Linked DNA regions of Homo sapiens: region 2 is linked to region 1. A link is a contact called in ENCODE Hi-C or POLR2A ChIA-PET data. All regions are on one chromosome and are shown on one strand. Each heading gives the region's core, a stretch centred on a gene start or an enhancer-like site at or near the end of the contact. The rest is flanking DNA. Distances are from core to core; before and after follow the strand shown.

The links. Hi-C counts contacts between places; a loop is a spot of excess contacts on that map. ChIA-PET counts read pairs that join two places held with the same protein, here RNA polymerase II (POLR2A). Pooled maps may share reads with other maps.
Region 2: a loop to region 1 is called in a pooled map, with 11 times the contacts of the local background. The contact joins the promoter of STK24-AS1 here to the promoter of MIR17HG in region 1. A Hi-C loop is called at or near these places in 2 of 37 single-sample maps with no recorded cell type and 11 of 50 pooled maps. POLR2A ChIA-PET finds 5 or more read pairs at or near these places in 1 of 52 experiments (activated CD4-positive, alpha-beta T cell).

Annotation. Positions count from the first base shown.
Region 1 is chr13:91,341,691-91,349,241 of GRCh38, reverse strand. It overlaps MIR17HG (miR-17-92a-1 cluster host gene), which reads right to left and starts at 1,555. Exons shown (of 3, transcript NR_197388.1): 1 at 1,283-1,555. RefSeq lists enhancers at 1-517, 1,987-2,066 and silencers at 67-1,056, 1,107-1,886.
Region 2 is chr13:98,572,851-98,579,921 of GRCh38, reverse strand. It overlaps STK24-AS1 (STK24 antisense RNA 1), which reads right to left and starts at 2,667. Exons shown (of 1, transcript NR_046542.1): 1 at 1,081-2,667. It overlaps STK24 (serine/threonine kinase 24), which reads left to right and starts at 2,815. Exons shown (of 11, transcript NM_001032296.4): 1 at 2,815-3,177. The coding sequence starts at 3,136. RefSeq lists an enhancer at 2,102-2,291 and silencers at 2,382-2,531, 2,552-2,861, 2,912-3,781, 5,246-5,305.

The sequences.
Region 1 (7,551 bases), core at 306-2,805:
GAGCCTGCCTTTTTCAGTTCCTTTTCCCTTTGCTGCAGTTTAGGAACAGAAGACCGGGCAGGAACACCCGAGACTGCAAAGTGCCCGCCACGCTCATGGAGCCCGGGCCGGCAGCACATGTCGCACAAGGGGGAGCGCGGCCCTGCGATTCTCCGCGTAGCCGCCAGGGGGCGGCGGGTCAGAGTCAGGCCCCGCCGGACGCGGCAACCCCCCCAACCCGTTTCCCGGCGGCAGCCGCGCGGCGACCGGCGGCGCCGAGGCCCGAGTGCGGCGGGGACGCGGGCGCGCCGCCCCTCCTTTGTGTCCCCCAGCCCCCCCGAGCCCGGCCCAGAGGGGCGGGGGCTCCGCGGCCGCGGTGCCCGTCGCACGCGGCCCGAGGCCTAAGCCGGGAACAATCGGCGGCGGCGCGCAGTCGCCGCCATGTCCCCCGCCCTCACCCCCGTGCAGCCCGCCCCGCAGGAACATGGCGGCGGGGACGCCGCTCCCGCCGAGCCGGGCTGGCCCTCCCGCGCCACACTCCCAGCAAGCGGCCGGGCGCAGGCGGCTCCACGCCGCGGCTGAGGCCGACTGCGGCCTCCTCCGAGGGCCACGGCGGGGAAGTTGCGGGCCCCGCCCCGAGGCTGCCCACGCGGGCTAACAAAGCCCACGCGGAGCGGGGGTGGCGCCCAGGCCGCGCCGATCTCGGCGCCCCTCCGCCCACCCTCGCGCGTACAAAGTTTGGGGAACCGCGGGCTCCCGCCCACGCCACGCCGCCCGCTGGCGCGCAGGTACCTCGTGGGCGCGCCCCCTCCCGGCCCGCGGCCTGCCCCATGTGCCGCCGCCGCCGCCGCTTTGTTCTGGAGGCGCTTTAACTCTCGCCCTCGGGAGAAACTTTCCTACCCAGAGACCCCACGCCCCGCGCGCGCCCCGGGCCCCGGAGAAGGCACGGGCCTCGCACGTCCTCTCCCCGAGGGGCCATTGTGTTCGCCGTCCGCCCACCCGCCTTCGGGTCGGCCCAGGCAGGGTCTGCGCGGGTCCCGGGCGCGGCCGCCACGCGCACGCCGCCCCCTCCCACCCTCCCGCCCCGGCCCTGCCCCCCTCCGCCGGCCCGCGGGCGAGCGAGGGGGCAGCCAGATGCGGCTGCCACACGCCGGGGCGGCCAACGGCCGAGACCCGCCCCGGCCACGCCGCCGCCGCCACGCTGCCCCGGGCCAGTCCGCCCCGGGCCGCTCCGCCCCGCCCGCCAGACCCGGGCCGCACACAACAGGTTTCCCTCCGTCGCCGGAGGGGCGGGCAGACTCACCAGGAGGAGTAGCCGCCACCATCTTCGGCTGGCCGGCCGCGGGCTCCTGCTCCCGCCTCCCCGCCCGCCTGCGCTTTACTACGACCGGAGGCCCCAGGCCGGGGGTGCGGCCGGCCGGCCCGCCCCGCGAGGAGAGCTTCGCGGAGGAGCGCGAGCCCCGGCGGCGCTGCGGTAGTCGTCCCCACCCCCTCGGCCTCGCCCGAGGGCGCGAAGTGGCGCGAAGGCGCAGGTCGGGCGGCGGCGGCGGCACCTCGAAGGACCATGTGGGTGAATGAAGGGCGGCGGCTCCCGCCTCAACGTAAATACGGACAAGCCCCACTCCCTCATTAGCATAAAAAACAAAGTACTTCCGACCTCCCCGCCCGCCCGCCAATCACCGCAGGCCCCGCCCACGGCGGCTCGTTCTTGGCGGCCGGGAGAGCGGGAGCCGGGAGCCGCTGGCGGCGCCGCGCAGCCTTCCCCGGGCCGCGCTCCCCCGTGGCCCGCCCACCGCCGCCAGCCTCGCGGAGCGCCTCGCCCGAACACCTCGCGCCACGCCTCCGGCACGCCCTCCGTTAACAAGCTCTGCGCGCGTGCAGACCCCCGCGCGCCGCACACCCTCCTGGAAGCGCACGCTTCCCGGGGCTTCCTGGGAGCCCTGCTCTCCCTGGGACTCGACGTGTACGCTGTGCGATCACAGTTTATTACTTTACCGGCCCTTGGTGGGTTTCCGAGGTAATTAGGGGCCTGCTCCAGGCCAACCGGAACCAGAGAAGTAAAATCCAGTGACTTTAACATCGAAACAGAATTACTCGCTGCAAAGATCGTTTGAGACCCAGAAATAAATACATTACACCCGACACTCTTGTGAATGCACACTTCGTGGCAATGTGTTTCCTTAACCTGGCCGCGTGTAAACCAAAACGCATGCCCGAGCAGAGGTTTCACAGCTGCAGTACCTGAGCCTCCCCTCTCATGCCCAGCTGCATTTAGTAAGAACTCTGGGTTCTCCAGTAGAAATAGCATAGCTCGGAAAGAACCTCATAAACAACCACAAAGCTGAGAAAAGAAGCCCAATCAGGAGCACCTCCTTCTTCACATTGTGGTTCAGGAAATTCCGGAATTCTCAGAAACATAATTGTTAAAAGTGAGGATTCATAACATTTACGAGAAATACAGCAATTATAAATTGGTTTAAATCTAGTAAGTAGCTACTGCAAAGCACATATCACTGGTTCGTGATTGTACAAGTCAACTGTAAAACACACATTACCAAAGGATGTCTTTAATGCCCCAATGTTAAAATTTTTGACATTCAAACCTTGACAGTATTGTCATTTACTGTCTTTGACTTATTTTATCATGCTTTGCTTAAATCCAATTGTCAAACTAGTGATGACATAAAAAATAGTGGATTAAAGTTTTGCTACTCTTTTTTTTATTGAGTCTAGTTTCTAGATATTCCTTTCTTTGTAAATCAAAATAAAAGGCCAAATCTGAAATTTTACAATATCTAATATTTCTGTAATATAGTCATTTATGAACGTTTCAAAGAGGAAAACACTGCTAATTTTATTACAAGTCTAATTTTACGTTACTTTTGGTCGGCATTGACTAATATGTCAATGCCTTTTTCTTTAAAACTTTATCTTCTGTTTCAAATTAGAATGGTTGAGGCGGGGGGATGTTGTGAGTAAGATTGTTCATCACACTCTCTGAATCATGGGAAATCCCACCTATATACAGGTTTCTTAGCAGGAGTTATTCATCTCATAGTTTCCTTCCAATTAAAGTCAACATTGAAATACTACTAGCTTTAAAAAGCTGTTTTTAGGTATCTCACTATATTTCTGTGGAAATCTGACATACAAGCAACTATTTTCTGTGACTACAGTATAAGAAATAATTCTTAATGTATACCCTTTTTTATGGTAATCAGGATTTTGGAAGACGCAAATTCATTTAAACCTACTGACTTGGAAATTCCAGAAAGTTTCAGAATTAGTAGGTTGCATTTTAAGGGTTTCGCTCATACTTCCTTTCAAAATTAATAAATTATCTTAAGTATAATTAGAATAATTGAAAACGTTTTAATCCCAAATGAATTTGAAGCTTAGCCAACTTGATGTTTTTTGGAAGTCACTACTAGTGAGAAACCTATCTTCCCTGATTTTAGGGGCCACACTTGGGTATACTTGATAACTAAAGGGAAGATTTTTGTGGTTATAATTTTGAAGATCACAAAAATATGTGAACTGCTAACAAATGCCTTCTGCAACCAAGGAATGTAAAAATAAAGCAATCTGAAATGCCAAAGTGAGACACACAGCCTTCTCAAGTCAGCTAAAACACAGTACTGTTTTACACAATCCAGAACATTCAGAACGTTTTAGATAAAATGAAAAGCTCAGTTCAACGTCAGAGCAGTTCTATATAGCCCTCAGTTTACATGATATATAGAAAGTAATAGAGAATATCTGTATTTTTTACTTTTTACCCATGTGTTTCGGTCTTATAGATGTTATGAATTAAGAAGATCTGAAAAGTTATTGACCTTGTAAATAATATTGAGGATTTTATTTCCTACCTTTTATTGTTTAACTATGTCAGTATCAACTGAGTTAAATGTGTTGAATTTTTGAAAGATAAATTCAGTTAAAATGTTGTGTTTTAGCATAATTATAGAATTTAAGAAACTAATAAAACAATAATCACATTCACATTATAGATGTGAAAACATAGGAATGATGCAAGAATCTAAGTTAAAGACAACTTCTAGTGTTATTTTAAACCTGTATTTATATATAATTTAAATAGTAATTCAGAGGGTCTAAAAATTGGCTAAGCAATTAAGTATATTTCATATTTTTGCGAATTGGCATTTTTAACATAGATGCCTATAAGTATGTATTATTTTCCCACAGCATTTGTATTTTACGGAAAAGGAATACAAATTTAAACACCACGTTGAGTTCAGAAAGTGAACTGGTTATAAACTGAGAACATTTTGGACTCTTGTAATGTAGCAAACAGTAATCAATAACACACATTCAATGATGAAATTTGGGATTTTTTTTACAATATATATCTATAAATGTCTGAAAAGACACAGTCTAGTCCTCCCATATTAATTATGTTTTCCATTGAAACTGTTCGGTCCACTTTAGCAATTATGTATTATGTGTCTGCTATGCTTGCACTGGTCAAAGATATAAGGAGGGATAAGACAGAACCCGTGTCCATGAAAAGTTTAGGAACTCCAGAATATTATTGATTACCACGAATCTTTCACAAATAAGCTGAAGATTTCATGTCTTCAACCTTTTTTTTTTTTTACTTGTTCCAATGTCTAATCCAACTGTTATTCTGATGGCAGGTTATTTTACATCCTTAATTTAGAATTTAGAACATCTGCATTTTGTTTATGGTAGTAGATAATCCTGCATAACATGAATATATGAATTATTCACTACAAATGACATTCCAAGATGCTACTAATGACAATAAATTTATAGTGAACACAAAGACCATAATCATTTAACCTGATAGACTTAAGGTTTTGGAATTAAGAAATTATAAATTATAGAGGGAAAAATGAACGTGTGTGGTTTTGAATAAAGAAGCAATTTGAAAAAATTACTCTGTTTTCATATCTTTGAAGTTGTTACTGTGGTACTCTGTAGAACCAGATGGGTATAATTATTATTTAATTAAGAAAAATAGACAGAATAGGTATTATTTGTCACAATAAAGAGGATACAGTCTCTACCCTTAAGGAAGTTTGCTATGCATTGATGTCTATCAGTATATGTAAAGTGGTATGGCTTTTATAAAACTAATACATTTTGAATTTAAACATTTAAAGGCAATATATTGTTATGGTACATCGTGGTAAAGTGTTTCACTAGTTTTTCATTTGTTTTCACTAGAAGAATGAAACATCAAAATTGGAAATGGCTTATTTTCAATTTCTTGTTCTTAACTCAGTGGTTCCCAGCCCAGCTGTACTTTACAATCAACCAAGAGCCTTTGAAACATGCAAATGTGTGACCCTTACTTGCAGATATTCTAATTTAGGTGGTAAGAAGTGGGGCCAAAATCCTTTTCAAAAAATTCCCTGGTCATACTTATATGAATCACGACTGACAAGCTCTGGTACTTAGTTCTTGAATGAAATAAAAATGTTTGATTAATCATTACTATTAGCTGATTAATCTTGATAAATGTTTGTGCCTGTTTTTATCTCTATTGCATATGTATGTTATTAATTAACACATAAGGAAGCAATGAGAAACTGGCCCAGGATATTGCAACTCCTTCATCAAGGAGTTATGGGCATAAAGTTTAAAAAAAAGAGAGACAGAAAACCTTCAGAAATAATTCTGAAAACTTAATGCCTTACACTGTAGTAACCTTGTTTGGGAAGACACATTGGTAATTAGAGTGCTGTTATATCTTTGCTATCTGGGGTTGAAGTTTAATTTAACTAACAAATATACTTAATCTTGGAAAAATTATTCCTCACATGGATTGTGTTATGTTTGAAAAAAATTCTCTGGAGTGGACATGTTTAGATATGATAAATTGAATTTGTTCTCAATCACTTAGCAGTGAAAAAGGGCTACGTAGAGATCACCTGGATCATCCACAAATTTTTTTTAAATAATAAAAGACAACAACAAGAAGTGTCCAGGGCAGAGAAATTGCCAAATACTACTGATTTTAGTTAATTTCATTCAATTTTCTAAACTCTTCTTAGGTTTTTCTTGTTTGTGTGTTTGCTTGTTTGTTTGTTTTAATATTCTTGCTTTCAAATGTAGGATTTACCTTCAGTTTTTCCCAGAAGAAACAAGTTGATTCAGCCTATCATGTGGCTGTATTCTGCTAGATAATAGTTCTAGAAACAACTTAAGATATTGATTATATAATTTGGTCCTTAAGATTGCTCAAAATAACACAAATTTGACAGTTGTCCTACTATTTCACAAAACTATACTTAAGTACCAATATTCATCTTAACCATCAAGCCTAATAATTTCTATGTATATCAAGATGATGAAAATTTATTTTTATTTTGTGTAAATTGTGATGGGTTATTTATATCTTTAATAATTTGCCTTTCTGGGGGCACTTTAAAAGTTGGATAGCAACGTGTTCAGAAGGAATATTTATGAAGGTTCAATTGCTGTATTTCTAAAAGTGTGCAAAGAATAAACTGATAAAAATCATAAAAACTCAGAAGTATTATTTACATGAGACTACAGTGAAGGAAATACACGTTTGATAAATTTTGCAAACCAGTGCACCTTAGTTCCCCTAAATACCAGTTAATTAAGCCTTTCCCCTATGCAGGCAGTAAATTTTAATATACCAGCTTATTTTTCACATACTCATGTTCAAAACAAATAGGTATATTACAAAGTTTTGACCAGGTAAAACCAAGACTGAATTTGAACAGTAATGACAAATCATGTCTGAAATGATAAAACTGTAAGGACCAATTAACATTATGGAGAATAAGTGGGAGCTCTGTACTGCAATTGTCCGGGGAGAAATCAGTACCCACCCAAGTCACAGAAACCATCCTTGAGAATGTGAATGATTTTCTCTGTTCTCTGAGAATATATGCATAATGGCATTGTGTTAGTAGGAAGACCAGCTATGTCTGACATATTTGTTTGTAAGAATTTTCCAAAATTATGTGGGTATAAATTAAAAAGCAAATATTTGATTTAGCCATACATGCTTACTTGTGCCCAGTGTTAACATTTGCTTGCAAGATATTTAGAGCAAATTGTTCTCCTTCTCTGGCTGCGATGTCATGGTAGCTGTTATTAAGAGCCACAAGTAAAATTTATCCAATAAAGTATTTAAAGCCAAGTCAAGATAGGAAAGGATGAGGAAAAACTGAAGCATATGAGTCATAAAAACCCAAGCAGGATATTGAAACAAGGAGGAAGATGGAGCCCGAAGGATGGGAATAGGGTATAGAAAATAGCCTAGGAAGGTGGGTGCTGGAAATATTCTATATTTTGCTCTAAGTGGTTACATAGATGTAAATGAAAGTCACCATTACACACTTATAATTGGTGTACTTTATGCCTTTTTTTCTGTGTGTGTTACTTCTCAGTTTCAAAATGTACTAACAGCAATAACAGCAAGCAGGAAGAAATCAGTGTAAGAACCCAAGGTAAACAGAAGAGCAGGGATTAATGAGATACACACAAGGACAATGTAGTTAAATTCTTACATATTTGCTGTTGCTGGCTTTTATGTGTTCTTTGCAATTA
Region 2 (7,071 bases), core at 1,418-3,917, 7.2 Mb before region 1:
ATTGCCACTCTAAGTTTAATCAATTATGGTATTGTATTCATCCAAAGTTAGGATTCTGGGAGACCAGGTCCCTAGGATGGGTTAAGAGGCACCTGAGGATCTAATGTTTATATGCCCAGTACTGAACTGGGTATCTGACATGTATTAATAGTTGGTATTCAAAAAAGGTGTGAATGAATGAACATAATAGGCAATTGCACCGGATCTGATCCCGGGCTCAGGCCCTGTGCATCATCTCTGTTGTGCAAAAACAAATAAGGTGGAGACCTACTTCTGCCATGGGGAATACTCGGTACTACCTGCATAGGGCCAAGGAGAACCAGTAACTCCCATGTTGCTTCCTTCCCTTCTTTCGATAAGAATGGTGCTCAACAGTATGAACATTGTCAAAGGATGAAACAATGGTCAGTGTGGAGAGAAGATAAACAGGGTTCGGGGCAACAGACCAGCTAATGGATGCAAGTCACTGTGTCCAGAGAAGTTACATCCTGCCGGAATCTCCCTGTTTTGAGCCTCACTAGCCTCAGGACACAAACTAGGATTCCGGTTATTTTTTTATACCCAGGGTACTATGGGCCTTTGTCCCCCATCTGCTGTGACTTATTTGCTGGCAATTAGCCCACTGCAAAGTGATTTCTGAGCATTTACCATGGTAATGTCTCAGATCAGCATCCAGACATTTCCATCCATTCATCTAGTTTCTTGCTCTTTATCTTGGTGCCAGGTTATTGCCCTGGCTCTGCTGACCCTAGAAGAATATTTTTACTGTCCCTTTTCTATGCTTAGACATGTTTAGATCCACAAATATTTACCATTGTGTTATAGTTGCCTCCAGTATTGAGTTCAGTCACATGCTGTTCAGGTTTGTGGTCCAGGTGCAATACGTCATACCATATAGCCTAGGTGTGTAGTAGGCTATGCCATCTAGGTTTCTGGAAGTACACTCTATGATGCTCACGTGACAAAATCAACTAAGAACACATTTCTCAGAATGTATACCCATTGTTAAGCAATACATGACTGTGTGTCTGTAGGCCATATATATTAATATATATATAGTCATTTGAGATCAGTCTATATACAGTGTTTTGTACCCTGTATTTTCTTTAATAATATATAATGAATACATTTTCCCCATTACTAGGTACTGAAAGACATAATTTTAAATGACTACATAGTACTCGTATGAAAATGCTATTATTTACTTAACCTCTGTGAGACTTTTTGGCTGTTCCGTTTCCCCAGGATTCTAAACATCACTGTGTCTTCTTACATGCATTCTTCCACACTTCTTGGTTGTTGCCTTAGGATATGTTACTTTAGGTAGAATTCCTGGGCTGCGCTGAAGAATAGAAACATTTTAAAGATTCACATTCTTGCTTGTTTTGCTGTTCGCCTCTTTAGGTACCATATTTTTTAGGTGTACAAAATTTATACACCTGATTTTAAGTTCCTGGGTATCAGGGTTCATACTTCTCTTAATTTTGTATTTCCTTGCAGTCCTACTTACGGGTGGCAGGGCTCCTCAAGGGATGGGTGTACCAATGACAACCATGAAAGTATTCTAAGGTATTCCCTAGGACTCCGAGAAAAAACATGCATCTTTCCAAAGGGAAAGAAGGGATTAGATGTTAGCATCCTACTCCATGTCAGATCCAGAGCACCCGGGGGAACTGAAGTTCGTGGATGGAATACAATGACACCTCAGAAAAGAAATACTCCTTTGGTGGAGGCCTTTAAACTTTTGGGGGCTCATTTTGTCTGCCTAACTCGCCCAGCCAGGGCGCAAAATGGCCACTTAGGAGCATGAGTGAGGTGCCAGCGTCCCTACAATCTAAGGAGCAGGGAGTCATCACTGGGGTGGCTGCCGCTCTACCTGTTTGCGACTGTAATAAAACACCTTCTGGAGGCCGAGGGACCCGCTTCATCCTGACTTTTCCCCTCAGTAGCTAGAGAGAAGGCGGCTGAAAAGAGGAGACAGAACTGGTGCTGAGTGGGCCTGGAGCTTCCGAGGCAAGGGAAAGAGGGAGAGGGCTGCAGTTCAAAGTCCAGACGCGCTTTCCTTCCATTCTCTTCCCTTCCTCCCTGCCCTCTGCGCCCCATTTTCCCCTTATCGTGGGTGGGGGCTTCTGATTTGCTGCGGATCCCAGAGATGGTGGGGTTCAGCCTCCGCACTGCTTAGCTAAGTTCCCAGCCCAGCAGTCCCAGCCGGGCTGTTTTCGGTAACCAAAGCACTAGGAATTAACCTCTCTCTCGGCCTCTTCCCTTTCGGTTTCCTTCTTGGGTTGGCTGGAAACTTCACCCAGACACCGAAGCAGCTCTGCCCGGCCTTTTGGCACAGGCCACCGGCCGAGGCCCCACGGGGCGCTCTCCTTCCCCAGGTGCCCCCGACTCCGATCCTGCCCTCAGGGGCTCGCCCGGGACGCGTTTTCCCAGAGGCCGCCGGGGCGGGGTGGGCTGGCTGGCGGGAAGAGGGGGCCGCGGCCCAGGCTCGCCCCGGCGCCGGCCCGGTGGGCACGCGGCCAGCCTCCGGCCCCGACTCGGTCCCTCCCGGCGCCCGCCCCAGCCGAGGCCCCCTCCCGGCCCCGCCGCCCGCCCGCGGGGGCGTGGGAGCGCCGCAGGAGCAGCTGGGACCCGGGCCGGGCCGACAGGCGGCGGCTGCGGCCTAGGGCTCCCGCGCGGCCACCGGCCTCTCCCCTCCCCCTCCCGGAAGCGCGGGGCGGGGTCCCCGGCCGGGCCGTGGGGGCGGGCGCGGGGGCCGGGCCGGGGCGGGACGCGCTCGGCGCTCGCGGGCTCGGCGGGCTGTGCGCGCCCACTCCGGCTCCAGCGGCCAGCGCGCGCGGGCCCAGGCCGCCCGGCTCCAGCCCAGCAGTAGCGGCAGCAGCGGCGGCGGCGGCAGTGCGCGCGAGGCCCTGCGCCCCCAGCAGCTCCTCCCTGGCGCCGTGCATGGAGACGCGGCCCGCCACCCGCCGCTGAGCCCCCGCCGCCCGGCCGGGACCCGCCAGGGCTGGGGTGGCCTCGGGCTCCGGCCGGCCCCGCCGCCCGAGGGCTGCGCGCGGCCCGCGGGCCTCGCCGCCCCGCGCGGATCGTCGCGGCCCGGCCGTCCCGTCCCAGGAAGTGGCCGTCCTGAGCGCCATGGCTCACTCCCCGGTGCAGTCGGGCCTGCCCGGCATGCAGGTAGGCGGGCGCGGGCCGCGGGGCCGGGATGCGCGACCGGGGCGGAAGCAGCAACTTGGCGGTATCCACACGGCGTCCCCCTACGCTCAGCCGGCCGGGGTCGCGCCGGAGCCTGGCTCCCCGCGCGCCCGGCTCGGCCGGGGGTCCGAGTCCGAGTCCCTGGGCGTCCCTGCCGGCTCCGGCGGCCGAGGTCTCCGGCGTGTGCGTGCAGGAGCCGTAGGAACCGCGGCCTGGGTCCGGATGTGGGGGTGCGGGCGCCTAGTCCTCCGCGCTCCCCTCGCCCCAACACTCTTCCGGAGCTGCAGGCCCTGGGTGGCCCTGTCCCCGGGAGAAGTGAGGTGGAGTGATGCCCTTGGAGGCCCCCGCCGGGTCCCGGGGCCCTGCGTGGTGGCCGGGTTGGCGGAGGGCCCCAGGACGCGTCCCCCAGGCTCGTCCCCCACCCCCGGGCAGGCGGGCGGGAGACCTGGGCAGGGCGGGGACGGGGAGCGCGCCTGGACTCGTCCGGGCCCGAGCGGAGTAGGCAGGGTGGAGTGGAGGAAGGTAACCGCGAGTTCCACTTGCAGTGGCTTTGCCCGGAGCCCCCGTGCACCTGCGGACCGGGGGAAAGTGCGAGTTGCAAACCTTCTGGAAGGAGGAATCCCTCGGACAGCCGCGCACCAGGGTCCCGGGCCCGGCCCCGGGACCCTGGACTTTCACTTTGAGACTTGGTTGCATTTACAGGAATTCTTCGCCCAGTAAACCTCTCTTTCGGTACTTGGTGACACCTTGGCCTACCAGTGACTTTTTGGGGAGTGGGAGAGGAGTTGAATTTCAAATTTACATGTATAAGTTAAAGGTTTTTTGTTGTTGTTGTTTTCGTTGTCGTTGCTTTTAGCCCTTTGAAAAACAAAGCTACCGTCCTTGGCTAACTCTTGTAAACTTTGTAGGCGCAGAAATGGTGGCAAAATGCTTAGGATGGAAATCTTAGGATGCAGTTAGGATATGTCATGAAAGTTTGCTCTGCCAGTTTAGCTGAGTGAACGTTAAGTGTTTGAAGAAAACCAAAAGCATCCAAGTAGATTACTGGTTGATTTACAGGTACCAACAGGCTCCTTCCCTGTGTCTTGAGGGCTGAGAAGCACAGAGCCCAGACCTGGGACTGCCTCTGGGGTCTGCTCGCCTCTTCCAGTGAGATCATCCCTCTCCCTTCTTTTTTTGAAACCGTAAAAAGAAAACTGGATTTCACTGTTCAGGTTTGAATTCTGGAAAAATAGGAACTCAAAGTTACCACTTTAATGGCAGCTAGAATTTTAGTCCAAGTGTGTGTGTGTGTATATGTGTGTGTGTGTGTGTGTGTGTATATATAAGCAGTATATATATGTGTGTATATATGTTTAAGCAGTAAATAAATATACATTTAAGCAGCAACAGTTAAGTTATTATCTTAAGAGTGACTGGGAAGATGCTTGAAGAATATTCTTTTGTCGACTCTCATTTAAGGAGCGTTGAATTTAGCATGCATTCAAAACCTAAACTTCTGCTGACTGCTGGGTAACAATCAGATGTGGTTTCTTGGTATTTTCTAAAGCCGCTTTGGTATGAATTTAGAGGTGTGTAGGTCAGAGTGAACTGGGTGAAAAAAGTAATTTCTTACTAGTCGAGCAAGAAAGGACTCTTGTAATGATTTAAAAAAAAAGTTTTATCAATATTTCCTTTAGGTTGATATTTATACCGTGTTCATCAGGTTGGAATCTAGCACAAATGCCTCACTTACTAGGTTAATTGGCCTTTGTGGATAGCGAATCAGTTTGAAAAGGTACTAAAGCCCCTTTGGCTGGTGCCGTGAAGTCAGTATCAGATGGTTACCAGGTGATATCTAGTATCTCACCTTTTCATTTTTATCCTCACTTTTTTTTTTGAGTGGGTCAGAATTCTTAAACCTTGGGAAAAGAAGATACATTTCCTTAATAACTTTGCCTCTCAACTATTATGTATCTGTTAGGTTGTGTTACATGGGAACTGTTTTTATTTTGTTTTCTCAGTATGAAAGATCTTAAGTGTTTCTCAGTGGAAAAGATGATCAGATTTTCAGCTGTTACAGTTTTACAGTTTTAGAGGTAGGTAAGTTGGCTTCTGCCAGTCATTCCTGTACCTAAGTACATCTACAGACTGTATGGTAACAGTGTATCATTTGGGGAAGAACATTCTTTTCTCCTCCCCCACCCCACAAAAGAAAAACAACAGCACATTTATTTTCTACTTCAAATTAGCAGTTGCTACTGCCCTGGGAGGCTTCCCTAAGAGTTGTTGCTGAAGATTCAATTAAAAACACACCTGCTTTCGACTGTTGTCTGCTAAATGGGAGGAGAGAAGTCCGTATCTCTTCTATGGCTTGCTCTGATAGGCCTCATAGCCCTCCCTTTTTCTTGTCTCCTGACCAGGGCTTATAAGGAGTTGGCTTAGAAAGACAGCAGAGTCTGTAATCTCAGCAGTTTGAGAGGCCGAAGTGGGCGGATCATGAGGTCAGGAGATCGAGACCATCCTGGCTAACATGGTGAAACCCTGTTTCTACTAAAAATCCAAAAAATTAGCTGGGCGTGGTGGCACACGCCTGTAATCCCAGCTACTCGGGAGGCTGAGGCAGGAGAATCACTTGAACCCGGGAGGCGGAGGTTGCGTTGAGCTGAGATTGTGCCGTTGCACCCCAGCCTGGGCGACAGAGGCAGACTCCGTCTCAAAAAAAAAAATAAAATAAAAAAATAAAGCAGAGTGAATTCAGGTGGCCTAGGCAAGGATGCTTGAAAAATAACAACCATGTTAGTATAAACACCATTTTTCAATGTTTTGCAAATCATTTTTATGCCTCTTGATTCTTACCGGTACCGTTTGAGATGTAGATGATATTATACCATTTTGTAGATGTGGAGACCAAGGAAGACTTAACTGACCAAGGTGAGATCATATATTATGTGGCAAATTTGTGATTGGAAACTACTACTCCTCCTACTCCCACTCATCATGCAGTGTTACTGTTTTATGGTTACTTTTGCAAACATTAAAGTTTATCTCATTGCTAGTTAGATTGGCTAAAGAAATTAGAAATAGGAGGCTGATTTTTTAATTTATTCAATCAGCAACCCTTATTGAACTTTCATGTGCCAGGTCCTAGGGGAGGGGTTGAAAGTGGTAGATCTGAATGAGGTTACCATTTAAAGTAAATGTTTAATGAAAGTTGCTGAAGCCTTTGCTTTTTTTCTCTTAAACCCCAGTTTTATATTTCAGTAGGGGAAAAAAATAGACATCAGAAACTGAATGAATATAGTGACGAATAAACATAAAGAAATCAGGCTGATCTGTGGCTATAAGTACTCCGTCTTTCATTGAGCATTTGTTGTTTCACTCAATTGAGATTAAAAGAAAAGCTTCAGATGGAGGCAGGAACACCAATCGGCTTTGAGTTTGCAGAAATGTGATTTAAAAATGAGATTTTGGTTTGCACATTTCTGTTACAAAATTTTATCAGTCACTTTTCAACTTTTCTGAACCGTGACCCATGTAAGAAATATATTTTACATCAGGATCAAAAACAAGTTTCAGGAGACCGTACTAATCCTTACTACGGGTTGAGTATCCCTCATCCAAAATGCTTGGGACCACAAGTGTTTCGAATTTTGGAATATTTGCATTATATGCTTGTTGAACATCCGAAATCAGAAGTGCTCCCAATGAGCATTTCCTTTGAGTGTCATGTTGGCGCTGAAAAGTTTCATATTTTGGAGCATTTTGGATCAGGGATGCTCAGCCTGTGCTTGTGATGTGCTGTTGTGGTATATTTAAAAAAGGAGCTGGTTGCAACACTAGATTGATTTCACAGCCCACTGATTCCTGACCCACAGTTTGAAAAATACTGAATTA